2 separate regions of the Homo sapiens genome follow, and region 1 is linked to region 2. A link is a contact called in ENCODE Hi-C or POLR2A ChIA-PET data. All regions are on one chromosome and are shown on one strand. The core of a region is the stretch at or near the end of the contact, and the rest is flanking DNA. Distances in the headings are between cores, read along the strand shown.

Region 1 (7,005 bases), core at 64-2,563, 630 kb after region 2:
GAACTCAGGTGATCCGCCCGCCTCAGCCTCCCAAAGTGTTGGGATTACAGGCGTGAGCCACTGTGCCCGGCTGAAATTAGGTTTTTCTCTCTGCCCCTCAGCCTTTGTGCCAAGCCTTTCTCCTGCCTCACTCTGAAGGACTTTAGCATCCTCCACTCCCTTGATGTGGTCGACCCTTTTATTTCTCTTTCTCCCAGGACTCTGTCATGCCCGAGCTCTTGCATGTGCCTCCTCTGACCTGAATGTGAATGTTCTACAGAGCTCTACCCAGGCCTTACTCCCCTTCCCAACTCTTTTTCTTGACATCGTCTCCCACATTAGACTGTCACTTCTAACAGATCTCCAGTCCCAGAACTCTCCCCTGAGACCCAGGTTCAGAGATCTCCTTGCCCAGTGATCATCTTCACACAGATACCCTGCTCACTATCTTAAACACAGCAGATTGTAGAGTTAGAAAATGTTAAGTCTCACTTTCGCTGAGAAAATGTAGAAAGTAACATAAAGCAGCCAGGTGTGGTGGCATGCACCTGTAGTTCCAGCCGCTTGGGAGCCTGAGGCAGGAGGATCGCTTGAGCCCAGGAGTTTTAAGGCCGCGTGGAGCTATGGTCACACCCTGTACTCCAGGCTGGGAAACAGAGTAAGATTCTGTCTCTTAAAAAAAATTAAATTAAAAATAAGCTAAAGCCTTTTTGTCCCCAAAAACTTGATTAAAAATAAATCAACGAAGACACAGAATCTTGAACAGAGCCTGAGCCTTCCACCTGAACCTATACACTTGACGCAGATGGTGGGCTGAGACTAGCCTTTCTTTATGCCGATAAGGAAACCGAAGTCAAACGAGCTTTGATTAGTTGATTAATCATGTTGAAACAAGGTCCCAGTAAAGCTAAATTTAACTGTGGCCTGCTCTAGATTCCAAATTGCATGCTTCCTCTTTTATAGTTTTTGCCAACTCATTGTAATTGGATTGCTGAGTCTGAGTGATGGGTATATGAAGACTTCATTACACTTCTCTTTTGTGCATATTGAAATTTTTCATAATAAAAATCTAAAAGGAAACAATGTCTCTTTTTTTCTTTTCTTTTAGCCTGTCTTGGCTACTTGATTAGTGCTTGTCTACAATGTAACTCTTAAACTTACTGCTATGAGAGAATTGCTTGGACTCATGAAACACGCTTTTTGGAGGAAATTAGGTGATATGAGACATATAACTATGCCCTGTAGTTGCAAATGACATCATTAGTGAATTAGTTTTCTTTTTGCTTCTTTTCTTTGTTCTTCTAACCATATGTGTGTGTAAATGTGTGCGTGTGTATACCCTGAGAATTTCTGTGCAGGGAGGAAGTGGTTCAATCTGCTTGTCTCTGAGCAGCCGTTGGCTTTTAGAATAAAGAAATGACTCTGCCTTGTTTCTGATTCAGATGCAACATGAGGCTTGTTTTCATCCATGAGGTCTAAATTCAAACACCTGTCTTCTCCCCCTATAAAACATAATCCTCTTTCCCCATAACATTGAAGGAGAAAAAAAAACTTGGCTTTACATGCTGTTTAGGTTAGATCTGTAAGAGGAGCTTAAGTGCTGATTACAAGAAACACTGAGAGAATGAAAACTAGTTTGGAAACCTCATGTGGCTCAGAAAACTCCATATGACAAAGATACCACACAGCTTATGTAGGCATCCAGGTCAGAAGGGCAGGTGCACAGGAGCCTAATTTGTAAAGGCCATTGTCATATTCCATCTAAGGACTGACTCAGCCCTCCCATTCCTTCAACCATAACTTTTATTCCTTTCCACACCTCTCCCACTACTGTCTTCATTTCAGCAGAAAAAGACAATCTCTCTTGACCAAAATATGAGGCCTACAATAGTAGCATTTGGCACATTTCACCCACCTTGTTTAAATTTTTATTTTGATATACAGTCATCCCTGGATATCCATAGTGGATCGGTTCCAGGACCTCCCTCAGACACCAAAATCCATGGATGCTCAAGTCTCTGATATAAAATGGGGTTGTATTTGCATATAACCTATGCACATTTTCCCATATACAGAATGTTAAATCATCTCTAGATTACTTATAATACCTAATAAAGTATAAATACTATGTAAATAGTTGTTATATTGTATTATTTAGGGAACAAGGACAAGAAAAAAAAGTCTGCACATGTTCACTACAGAAAATAAAAACATTTCTTTTGATTCAAGGTTGGTTGAGTCCACAGATGCAGAACCCATGGATATGGAGGGCTGACTGTTAAGTTCAAACATAGAGAAATCCCATAAGCACAGTATAAGAAACGCTATAACTTTTACTCTGGCCCCATTTTTTTTCTCTCTTTCTTTCTAAGTGCTGGAGTTTATCAATTTTATTAATATTTTCAAAGAATGAAATTTTGTGGGCTTTTTGAAACAGGGTCTCATTCTGTCACCCAGGCTGGAGTGCAGTGGCACAATCATGGGTTAACTGTAGCCTCTACCTCCCAGGGTCACCTCCCACCTCAGCCTCCCGAGTAGCCAGGACTACAGGCATGCACCACCATGCCCACCTAATTTTTGTATTTTTTTGTAGAGACAGTTTCACCATGTTGCCCAGGCTTGTCTTGGACTCTTGATCTCAAGCAATCTGCCTGCCTCGGCCTCCCAAAGTGCTGGGATTACAGGCATGAGCCACCATGCCTCGCCTAACATATCTTTAAATTTCCTTTGTGATTTATTCTTTGACCCATGAGTTACTTAGTAGTATGTTGTTTAATTTCCAATTACTGGGGGATTTTCTAGATTTGTTTTTGTTATTCTATCTAATATAATTCCATTGTGGTCAGAGAACATCATCTATAAGATATCAGCCTCTTAGTATTTATTGACCTACTTATAGTCCAGCATATGGTCTATCATGGGGAATTTTTTATGTGTCCTTGAAAAAAAAAAGTGTATTCTGTAGTTATTTGGCACAGTGTTTTATAAATGTCAGTTAGGCAAGGTTGGTTAATTGTGTCATTCAATAAAATCACATACTTAGTGATTTTTGTTTTCTTGGTCTATCAGTGACTGACAGAGAGATATTAAAATCTCTAATCATAACTGTGGATTTGCCTAGTTATTGCTTTAGTTCTATTAGCTTTTCCTTCATGTATTTTGAAGCCCCATTACTGTTATGGACTGAATTGTGTCCTCCCCCAAAATTTGTATGTGTAAGTCTTAACTCTGAGTACCTCAGAACATGACTGTAATTGGAGCTAGGGTCTTTACAGAGATAATTAAGTTAAAATGAGGTCATTAGGGTAGGCCCTAATCCAATATGACTGGTGTTCTTATAAGAAGAGGAAATTCTGACACAGACACAGAAAGAGGGAAGATAATATGTAGACAAAGGGAGAAGATGGCCCTCAGAAGGAATCAACCCTGTCGACACCAATGTCTTGGATGTTTAACCTCCAGAACTGTGAGAAAATAAATTTTGGTTATTGACACCATCAGTCTGTGGTGGCTTTCTATGGCAACCCTAGCAAACTAATAGTTACTAAGTGCACACATTTAGGATTGTTAAGTATTCTTGATGAATTGATTCTTCTATAAAGTTTTTCTTCTTGTATCTACTAGTACTCCTTATCTTGATGCCTACTTTGTTTGATATGAATACAACCACATCAGCTTTCTTGTTTGTTCTTATTCTTGTTTATATTTCACCTTCTTATCTGTATTAAATATATATTTCTCTATCCTTTTATTTTCACTTTTTTGGTCTCTATATATTCAAAGTGTGTCTCTTAAGACAGCATAGCCAGGTGTGGTGGCGCATGCCTGTAATCCCAGCACTTTGGGAGGCCAAGACAGGCAGATTGCTTGAGTCCAGGAGTTTGAGACCAGTCTGAGTGACATGGTAAAACCCCACCTCTACAAAAAAATAAAAAAATTAGCCAGACGTGGTGGTACGTGCTTGTCATCCCAGCTACTTGGGAGGCTGAGGCAGGAGGATCACTTGAGTCCAGGAAGCAGAGGTTGCAGTGAGCTGTGATCATGCCACTGCATTCCAGCCTGGGCCACAGAATGTGACCCTGTCACAAAAAAAAAAAAAAAAAAAAAAAAAATCCCCGAAGCCAAAACAAAACAAAATAAAATCCAGCATAGATTCGGGTCGTTTTTTATTCTGTTTAATAATCTTTGCCTTTTCATTGAAGTGTTTAGTCCATTTATATTTAATGTAATGATTGCAATGATTGTGTTTAAATCTACTATATTGCTATTTGTTTTCTATTTGTGCCACCTATTTTTCATTCTGTTCTCTTTGCCTGCCTTCAATTAATCAAATATTTTTATTAGTCCATTTTATTTCTTCTATTGGTTTCTAGCTCTACCTCTTTATATAGTATTTTCAGTTTAGCTCTAGGTGATTACAGTATGCATTTTTATTTATTTATTTATTTATTTATTTATTTATTTACTTATTTGAGACAGAGTCTCGCTCTGTCACCAGGCTAGAGTGCAGTGATGCAATCTCTGCTCACTGCAACCTCCATGTCCTGGGTTCAAGTGATTCTCCCGCCTCAGCCTCCCAAGTAGCTGGGACTACAGGTGCACACCACCACGTCCAGCTAATTTTTTGTATTTTTAGTAGAGACGGGGTTTCACCATGTTGGCCAGGATGGTCTTGATCTCTTGACCTCGTGATCTGCCCGCCTCGGCCTCCCAAAGTGCTGGGATTACAGGCATAAGCCACTGTGCCCGGCCTACATTCTTAATTTATTACATTTTGCTTAGAATTAATTTATCCATAAAATGTATAACCTAAAGAGAGAATAATTTCATTTACCCTACCTGTCCTTCTGCTATTATTGTCATATATTTTACTTTTACATGTTTTATTTTTATTTATTTTTGAGATAGAGTCTCATTTTATTGCCCAGGCTGGTGTGCAATGGTACAATCACGGCTCACTGCAGCCTCAACTTCCCAGGCTCAGGTGATTCTCCCACCTCAGCCTCCTAGGTAGCTGAGACTACAGGTACACATCACCATGCCAGTCTAATTTGTTTGTATTTTTTGTAGAGAGGGAGTCTAACCACGTTGCCCAGACTGGTCTCAAATTCCTAGGCTCAAGTGATTCTTCTGCCTCAAACTCCCAAAGTGCTGAGATTACAGGCATGAGCCACTGTGCCTGGCCTTACATGTTTTAAATCTTACAATAAATTATTATTGTTTTTGTTTGGTCAGTTGTTTTTTAAAGAAATTATTTTTAAAATTAAAAAAATATAGGCTTTTATATTAGCCCATATAAGATGTTCTTCATTCCTTTCTGTAGAATGTACCATAATTTATTTATCCATTCACCTACTGAAGGACATCTTGGTTGCTTCCAAGTTTTGGCAGTTATGAATAAAACTGCTATAAATATCTGTGCAGGGTTTTATGTGGACATACGTTTTCAACTCCTTTGGGTAAATACCAAGGAGTGCCGTCACTGGATATCTTTGCCTTTCAGCCTGATGAACAATCTTTAGTGCTTATTGTAGTGCAAATCTGATGAAAATGAATTCTCTCAGCTTTTGCTCATCTGAAATTGTCTATATTTCATGTTATGTCTTCCAGTAACTGTGAGTCCCATGTGAGCATAACTGACAAGAAAAGACACACAAGTTCTTAGCATGTTGCTGGGTCAAAGAATAGCATTGTTTTCTTAGTCTGGTGAGATGATGAATGAGAAAATTATAGTTATAGCCAAGTGAGTGCCAAAGACTTCAGGAGGCAGTGGGTTTTTACAAACTTGTTTGGATTGGTGAAGTATCTTTGTTTTGGGATTGCCAATCTCCTTCAACTGAAGAGGAAGTTAAAACAGACATCCAAAGCCGGGCGCTCAAGCCTGTAATCTCAGCACTTTGGGAGGCCGAGGTGGGCAGATCGCTTGAGGTCAGAAGTTCGAGACCAGCCTGGCCAACATGGCGAACCCTGTCTCTACTAAAAATACAAAAATTAGCCAGGCATGGTGGTGGGCGCCTGTAATTCCAGCTACTCGGGAGGCTGAGGCAGGAGAATCGCTTGAACCCAGGAGGCAGGGGTTGCAGTGAGCTGAGATCCCGCCACTGCACTCCAGTCTGGGCGACAGCACAAGACTCTTAAAAACAAACAAACAAAAAACAAACAAACAAACAGAGATCCAGGATCATTCCATAGCAAGAAGAACAGAATCACAACCAACAGCCCCTGGTGGCTGCTCCTCATGAAGCACAAATGATTGCAGTGGTTGTTTCCCTGGCAGCTCCTGTTTTTGTGTCAAGGGCAAAGCTCTAAGCAGCATTGCTCTGTCTCTTCATTCCCCTCCCTGCCCACATTAGAGAAGTATTTTTGCAGTCATGGATTCAAGGCCAAAGGCCCCTATTAGCAATGTTTCAACGAAGTTTTTTTTCTGGTGTGTATCCCAATTTTAGGATGTGTATCCCAATTTTAGGATGTGTATCCCAATTTTAGGCTGCACATGGCAGCATGGTTTATCAGGGATGGTTGGTTTCTTAGGTTGGGTTCCCGAAAACAAATTTTGAGACAGAAGCAATGTGCAAATGATTTATTAAGGAAGTGCTCCCAGGAGAAACAATTAAAGGAATGCAGAAAAGAAGTAAAGGAAGAGGAAGATGCCAAGCAAGGCTTTGATGCTGGCCATGTCCCAGCCTCAGCCTGATGCAGAGGTGAGTTCTGAAGGGGAAATTACACTTTATAGTTTTGTTCCACTGCAGTGAGGGAGCTGGGCTTTCACATCAGTGAAAGTGCAGGCTTTCCTGCACCAGTCAGTGGTTATGAACACAGGTAGGAAGGACACATAAACTCTCAGGCCATTCTCACTCCCTTTATATGCTGGTGTGCACAGCAACCCCAGCAGACCAGGTGTGATGCCCTCAGGTACAAGCCACTGGAAACAAAGGTCACAGAAAGTGGAGGATAACAGGACAGAAATGGTAAAAGGGATCCAGGGGGATACAGGTGAAGCACCAACAGCATCTGCCACGGTAGGAC
Region 2 (7,597 bases), core at 3,272-5,771:
ATCATTTAAAGTTACAATAAGGTCCAGGAAGGAAAAGTATGAAATTTGAGATTGCACAGGACCTGGGGTCTAGACCTGGTCAGGGTGGGGCAGGGGGTCCGGGCAAGCTTCCTGAGGAAGTGTTACCTGGGCTGAAAGCTGAAGGGAGAGGAATGAGGAAGAGCATTCCAGGTAGGGGAAAGCATGTGTGAAGAGGCCGTGTGCAGGTGAGGTCTATTAAAGAACATCGATGAAGTCCACGTGGCTTCACATGGAGGGAGGGGACAGCAGCACGTTGTGGACTTGTCATGGAGGCAGGGACCAACCAGACAAGTTCTGGAGGCCCTTGGTGAGATGTTTGGGCTTGATTGCAAGAGCAATGGGAGGTGACTGGGATGTGGAGCAGGTGGGATGTCGTGACCGATTGGTACAAGCATAAGGCTTGCTTCAGTCTTCTCTCTTTTGACTGACTATTAGCATGCTAGGGCAAGGGACAGCTGCGTGGCAGAACTCTTGAGAGCTCAAAACATTTCCTGCAGGTGGGTTGAATGGTGGAAATTCCTTGCCCCGTACAATCTCCTGTGCACACCTTCATGGTCCCCAGACGGTAGAAGGCAAACAGTCTGGTGGGAGAGCCTGAGCTGGGGGGTGACCCCCATGTTTGACATGGATAGAAGGAAACACAAGGAGTCAAGAGCTCCACAGGCACGGTGGCCCACGCCTGTAATCCCAGCACTTTGGGAGGCCGAGGCAGGTGGATCACCTGAGGTCAGGAGTTCAAGACCAGCCTGGGAAACATGGTGAAACCCCGTCTCTACTAAAAAAATACAAAAATTAGCCAGGCATAGTGGTGCACACCTGTAATCCTAGCTATCTGGGAGGCTGAGGCAGGAGAATCGCTTGAACCAGGAGGTGGAGGTTGCAGTGGGCCAAGATCACACCACTACATTCCAGCCTGGGCAACAGAGCAAGACTCCATCTTAAAAAAAAAAAAGGCCAGATGCAGTGGTTCACACCTGTAATCCCAGCACTTTGGGAGGCCGAGGCGGGTGGATCACCTGAGGTCGGAAGTTCAAGACCAGCCTGACCAACATGGAGAAACCCCGTCTCTACTAAAGATACAAAAAAAATTAGCCAGGCCGTGGTGGCGCATGCCTGTAATCCCAGCTACTCAGGAGGCTGAGGCAGGAGAATCAATTGAATCCAGAAGGCGGAGGTTGCGGTGAGCCGAGATCATACCATTGCACTCCAGCCTAGGCAACAAGAGCGAAACTCCGTCTCAAAAAAAAAAGAGCTCCAGATTAGTCCTGACTGAGGGGTAGGGGCCTTGGGGTCTTGGTTTCCATATCTGTAAAATGATGGCATTGGACAGGAGGGTCCCCAAAGTTCCTTTCAGCCCTGCCGGTGAAGATTCCAAGACCCACAGCCAAAGTGGCTGAAGCACAGGGTCTTCAGCAAGGCCACCATCCTGCCATGGGAGAGCCAAGCATCCCTCCCTTGCAGTAAAGAAGCACGCATGCGTTTACTGGGCATGTGAGCTGCGAGGTGGGAGGATCAGGCCCATGGCTTCTGGGATCCTGGTGTCTTCAGATCATAGGCGGCACATTACTCCTGTACTTAGCATCAAAGAGAAGCTACCATGTGCTTTTTATGCAGCTCTGCAGGCAGCTCAGCATTTGCCCACAGTAATTTGTGCAGCAGACGCCCTGTTAGTTTAGGCAGGCTCATTTCTATAAGAACCAGAGGCCCACCCAACTCACTTCAGGGCTAAGGGGGGTTGATTGCCAGCGAGGGTTCCCCAGGCTAGGGGCAGGGGCTGGGCACCATCCAGAATCCCGGTGCCTTCTGGGATCAGCATTCCCTTGGGCTCTCCTCAGACACCCACCCCGCCACCCCCACTTGCCCAAGCTCTCTGCCCCTTTGTGTTCTGGCCTCACTCTACCCCATGGCGCTCCTTTGTGTGTTCTTTGCACATCTGCTCCTGTGGCTGATGGACTGAGGCTTAATGCAGAGCCATGTTTCCAAGAGAGGAAACTTTGGCCCAAGTTCTTTCAGGGGATGGGGAGGGCCAGGCCATAGGTCTGGGCCCAGCTTCTGTATGAACTGCCCTAGATGGTGGGGGTATGCTATGCTTGGAGGCCCAGGGCTGGAAGTGGGGCAGCTGCCATTAGGCGAAGGTGAGGAAGAAGGCACCTGGGGTGGGGAGGGGCCTCCCACTTGATTCACCAGGCAAGGCCAGGTCACCGAGAGTATGCGTCAACTCTTGCTAATTAACTTCGAGGCCGGGCACGGTGGCTCACACCTATAATCCCAGCACTTCGGGAGGCCAAGCTGGGTGGATCACTTGAGCCCAGGAGTTTGAGACCAGCCTGGGTAACACGGTGAAACACCATGTCTACTAAAAAATCCAAAAATGAGCCAGGCGTGGTGGCGCGCTCCTGTAGTCCCAGCTACTCGGGTGGCTGAGGCACGAGAATCGCTTGAAGCCAGAAGGTGGAGGTTGCAGTGAGCTGAGATCATGCCACTGCACTCCAGCCTGGGTTACAGAGCAAGACTAAATAATAATAATAATAATAATAATAATAATAATAATTTGGAGAATCAGAATCACTTAAGAAGCCTCTAGAAAATCCCATGTCCAGGCCCTGAACCCAGAGATTCTGGTTTAACTGGTCTAGAGTGAGACCCCGGTATTGGCATTCTGATCAAACGATACCAGTTCTGGAACTCTGTGGACCCAGGGTCTCTGTCTTCACAAGAGTTTGTGTCTGAGAAGTCACATCAAAATAGTTCATGCCTCGACATGGGGGCTTCACCCCTCATATCCTTGGGTTTTAGGGTACTGTGACCTCTTAGAGGAGGGAGATCCTCACACAGGGGCCACCCTGTGGCAGTCAGACCCACCTCAGCCCTCAGCTTATAGAAGCAGAGGCGTGGCTCCCAGGTCAGGTGTAGGTGCACCCGGGCCTGGGGAATGGATCAAGAGAGCGAGGGTTGTCAGAGCAGGCCCTGTGGGAGGGGCTCTCTCACCTGGGAGGGCGTCAGGTGAGAAAGCACTCAGAGCTCCTGGGCCTGAGCTCCTGGGGACTCTGCCATTAGCAGGGGAAGGCAAGGAAGAAGGCACTTGGGGTGGGGAGGGCCCTCTGGCTTGATTCACCGGACAAGGTCAGGTCACTGAGAGTGTGCATCTGCTCTTGCTAACTAATTTGGAGAGGCCCTTCCCTATGCTGCCTGGACACCACCCCAAGGAGGAGGCAGGACTGTCCTGGGAGTGAGGTGCTCAGAGAAGAGCAAAGCCTTGGTAGAACTCTCAGGCAAGAGTTTCACTCTCCATCTCACTTACCGCATTCAGTCTTGGTCCCTTGGCGACTGTCAGTTTCCTTCTCTTCCCTTTTCTGTACGCTGGTGTCTTTCTCTAGAGACACTCCCGTGCTGGGCCCCCTCTGTTCCTCTGCAGTCACTGTCCTGTGGGTGGCCTGGCTGTCAGGGGAGATGATCCACAGTGTGATTATTGTATCAGTCAGGGTTCTAGAGTAAGAAATAGAACCAGTAGGAGACACTATATATTTATATATATATATATATACACACATATACACACACACGTACACAGAGAGGTCTCTTTTAAGGAATTGGCTCCTGTGATTGTGGGGGCTGGCAAGTCCAAAATCTGCAGGGCAGACCCGGGGGCTGGAAACTCAGCAAGATTCATAAGTTACAGTCTCAAGGCAGAATTCTTTCTCTGGGAAGCCTCAATGTTTGCCCTTAAGGCCTTCAACTGATTGATGCCCACCCACATTATGGAGGGTCATCTGCTTTTCTTAAAGTCAACCGATTGTAAATGTGAGTCACATCTACAGGATACCTTCATAGCAACATCTAGCTTAGCCAAGCACACAGCCGGGCACCATAGCTTAGCCAAGATGACGCATATGATTTACCACGACAGTGATGGTCTCAGGCTGAGAGAGGGTCCTCATCCTGTCCTCATGTACTTCAAGGGAAGCAGTGCTTGCACTAAATCCTCAAAGATGATGGGAAATTCACCCAGTTCGAGGGAAGGGCAGTCCTGGCAGGGGAATCAGCCTGTGCAGAGGCCCCAAGGTAGGAAACATCGGTGAGTTGGGGGCAGAGGGGCAGTGGAGCCTGCCTGGGAGCCATCTTGGGCAGCAAATGAAGGCATGGGCAGTGCATCCCGCCTACCAAAAGGCTGTGGGGGCTGCGGGGCCGGAGACCTGCATTCTAGCCCTTGCTCCCCCACCGTCTCACTGTGTGACCTTGGACCATTCCCTTCCCCTCCCTGGGCCTCAGTTTCCTCATCTGTTAACAGGGCCGGGTATGGTGCGCATCACGGGGGTTTGTGGGTTGGTGGCCCTGTGTCAGGGGCCCAGCCACTCTGACTCCCAGAGGTGGGGCTCAGTGAATCTGTCCACAGAGAAAGGGGAAGCAAGGCAGAGACAGGATCGCAGGAGGAAGAGACTCTCGAACTTCCCCTGCCCCTCCCCCGTGCCGGCGGCAGCTCCCTGGGCCTCTGGCTCCTGAGGCCTGTGGGCTGGGCAGAAGTGAGACTGTGGCAAGGGGCCCCGAGGCACAGGCCTTCCAGCTCTCGCTTCCTCTTCCCTTCTGCGCATGTGAGTAGAGTTTCCCTTGAAGCCTCCTGCGAGGAGGACAACAGGGGAAACCAAGAGGCTGGTTTCCTTAGGCGGTGAAATCCCGTGCATGTTTTTCACAGCGGGTGTACAGGCCTGGAACTTCCTCTTCTCCTCCCACCTGGTTACCTGTCCCGCCCACTCCAGCTTCAGCCTCTCCAGCCCCAGGGCCCTGGACTCCAAGGGGCAAAAGGCCCAGAGCCACATCCTGGAGGGCTTGAATGCCAGACCCAGGGTCAGGAGCCCCCTCCCCGCTCTTGCTCTGTTGGGTCCTGAACTGCCTCCACGGAAGCCAGTCCTCAGTCCCTGTCCCCACCCCACCCCACCCCCATACTGCAGCCCCCGCCTCCCAGAGATCCGGGTGCTTCATGTGGACTGAGCTTACGCAAGTCAACTCCCCAAGGGTGAGAACTTTAATTTGCCCCTTCTATCTACCCACAAGCAAGCACCTAATAGGTTTAGTAAATGTGCATTAAATCAGTGGCTCAAGCCTGGCACAGTGGCTTAGGCCTGTCATCCCAGCACTTTGGGAGGCCAAGGTGAGAAGATCGCTTGACCCCAGAAGTTCAAGACCAGCCTGGGCAACTTAGCAAGACTCCACCTCTACAAAAACAATGTAAAATTAGACAGGTGTGGTGGCACATGCCTTTAGTCCCACCTACTTGGGAGGCTGAGGCAGGAGGATTGCCTGAGCCCAGGAGTTTGAGGCTGCAGTGAGCTATGATGGCACCACTGCACTCCAGCCTGGACAATAGAGGAAGGCCCATCTCTTAAAAAAATAAAAAGTCAGGCCGGGCGCAGTAGCTCACGCCTGTAATCCCAGCACTCTGGGAGGACGAGGCAGGTGGATCACCTGAGGTCAGGAGTTCGAGACCAGCCTGGCCAACATGGTGAACACCTTGTCTCTATTAAAAATATAAAAAATTAGCCGAGCATGGTGGTGGGCGCCTGTAATCCCAGCTACTTTGGAGGCTGAGGCAGGAGAATTGCTTGAACCCAGGAGGCAGAGGTTGCAGTGATCCAGTATTGCTCCACCGCACTCCAGACTGAGCAACAGAGCAAGACACTGTCTCAAAAAATAAATAAATAAATAAAAAGTCAGAGGTTCAGCTGCAGGGCTGGAGACTGCAGTCTCTGAGCAACCTGGTGATTCAAGGCCAAGATGAGGAGCCAACAGGCAAGCCTGCCTTCCAGGATAAGTTCGAGGCACTGCTGAGGCTGTGTCAGGGAGTATGGGCTCACTGGACCTTCAGGAAATAGTCATCAAATTACATTGATCACGGGTGGTTGGTGATGTCCCAAGCCTGGCCTGGCAGAAGCCCCAGACCTCTGTCTATTGGTTGTTTTTGTTTGTTTGCTTGCTTGCTTTTTCTTTATTTCTATACTTTTTTTTGTTTTGTTTTTTGAGACAGGGTTTCACGCCTGTCACCCAGGCTAGAGTGCAGTGGCGTGATCTCAGCTCACTGCAACCTTCGCCTCCTGGGCTCAAGCGATTCTCCTGCCTCAGCCTCCCAAATATCTGGGGCTACAGGCATGCCACCACACTTAGCTAATTTTTGCATTTTTTTTTGCAGAGATGAGAGCTCATCACGTTACCCAGGCTGGTCACAAACTCCTGAGCTCAAGTGATCCGCCTGCCTCAGCCTCCCAAAGTGCTGAGATTACTGGTGTGAGCCTCCGCGCCCGCCCTTCAGTTGGTGTTTGAGATCTCCCTGGTGGTGGGAACTAGTCAAAGAGTGTCCAGGTGGCCACAAGGTCCTGTTGGTTCTTCCTTCAAAATGGCTCCTGTCGTGCGAGACCAGGTTTTGGGTGTCTTCACCCACTCTCTGCCCTGAGATCTGTGTCCCAAGGGACACCAGCCACCCTGATCCCACCCGACCCTCCTCTGCTCCTAGAGTGATGGGGTCCCCATGAGAGGAAAGGAGCACTGTTGTGAGCAGTGTGGGATGAGAGGAGGTGCTGTCACAGCTTGGGGAAGGGACCCTGGTAACCAGCAGGTAGGTCAATAGTTCCCGTTCCAAGTAGGCTCTTGTGCCCATTTTACAGATCAGGAAATGGAGACAGGTGGAGGAGCCAGGCGACTTGCCCAGCCTTTACAGGACCCATGGGGCAAAGCCGTAGGTGAAGTCACAGTTAGAGATTCCAGAGCTCTGAGGAGACGGCGTCCCTGCTTGGGTGGGGAAGGTCCCCTGCTGGCCCCCAGACGATGAGTCTTTGTTCCCTCCCCAGGGGCTGGCCTGGCCCTCAGGCCTGGGAGGTGGAGGTGCCGAGCCCTGGGAAATAGGGCAGTCCTGGGCTTCCGGTGTCACTGCACGCCCCTCCCCCTCCCGCCTTTGTTTCTTGGCCTCCACAGCCTCATTCTCTCTCCCTCCCCCTCACTCAGGCTCCTCCTCTGCCCCCCCTTCCCTGTCTCTTCATTTCTTCTCTCCCTCTCCCTTTCTCTCTCTCTCTCTCTGATATGTCCTCCCTTCCCCCACTCCCAGCACAACTACAATCAGGCAGCTCATCTGTGTCTATTTCCCCGCCTTTCACATTGACTTTCTCCCCACCCTGGGGACCGAGGGCATCCTGGTGGGAGGCCACGCCACATCCCAGCCAGTGGTCGCCCCTCATCTTGCCAGCCTGGGGCAGTCTGAGCTCCCCTTTCTCCTGGACATGGGGGGAGCTTTTGTTCTGAGTCCTTAGCACAAGTGGTGGGAGAGGCCCTGCTCTAAGAAGGGAGGGGCCCCAGTGGGGCCCCAGGCGGATGACAGAGGGGCCTTGGGTTGGGTGGGGAGGCAGCCCTGGCACACAGGTGACGCACACCTGGCAGGCTCTCTTCCTGCCCTGGATGGCCCTGTGCCAGGACATAAACAGAAGGGTTTAGCCTGGGAGATGGAACAGAGCGGGTGAGGAGACACGAGGCACAATGCTGGCCCAGGAGGAGGGAGAACAGAGTGATACCGGGCCTCCCCACTCCTCATTTCCGT

Evidence for each region. Hi-C counts contacts between places; a loop is a spot of excess contacts on that map. ChIA-PET counts read pairs that join two places held with the same protein, here RNA polymerase II (POLR2A). Pooled maps may share reads with other maps.
Region 1: a loop to region 2 is called in a map with no recorded cell type, with 12 times the contacts of the local background. The contact joins two enhancer-like sites. A Hi-C loop is called at or near these places in 2 of 37 single-sample maps with no recorded cell type and 3 of 50 pooled maps. POLR2A ChIA-PET finds 5 or more read pairs at or near these places in 1 of 52 experiments (activated CD4-positive, alpha-beta T cell).

The regions. Positions count from the first base shown.
Region 1 is chr15:90,685,343-90,692,347 of GRCh38, forward strand. All of the region lies in intron 2 of CRTC3-AS1 (CRTC3 antisense RNA 1), which reads right to left. Among named protein-coding and RNA genes, the nearest start is that of CRTC3-AS1, 28 kb to the right of the region's middle. Within about 2 kb of position 1,314, at least 3 of the 41 ENCODE cell types and tissues checked have a DNase peak (open chromatin) inside an H3K27ac peak, as active enhancers do.
Region 2 is chr15:90,055,155-90,062,751 of GRCh38, forward strand. The region is part of intron 1 of ZNF710 (zinc finger protein 710); the gene reads left to right. Among named protein-coding and RNA genes, the nearest start is that of ZNF710-AS1, 23 kb to the right of the region's middle. RefSeq lists enhancers at 3,749-4,460, 4,286-4,405, 4,526-4,585, 4,596-4,645. Within about 2 kb of position 4,522, at least 23 of the 41 ENCODE cell types and tissues checked have a DNase peak (open chromatin) inside an H3K27ac peak, as active enhancers do.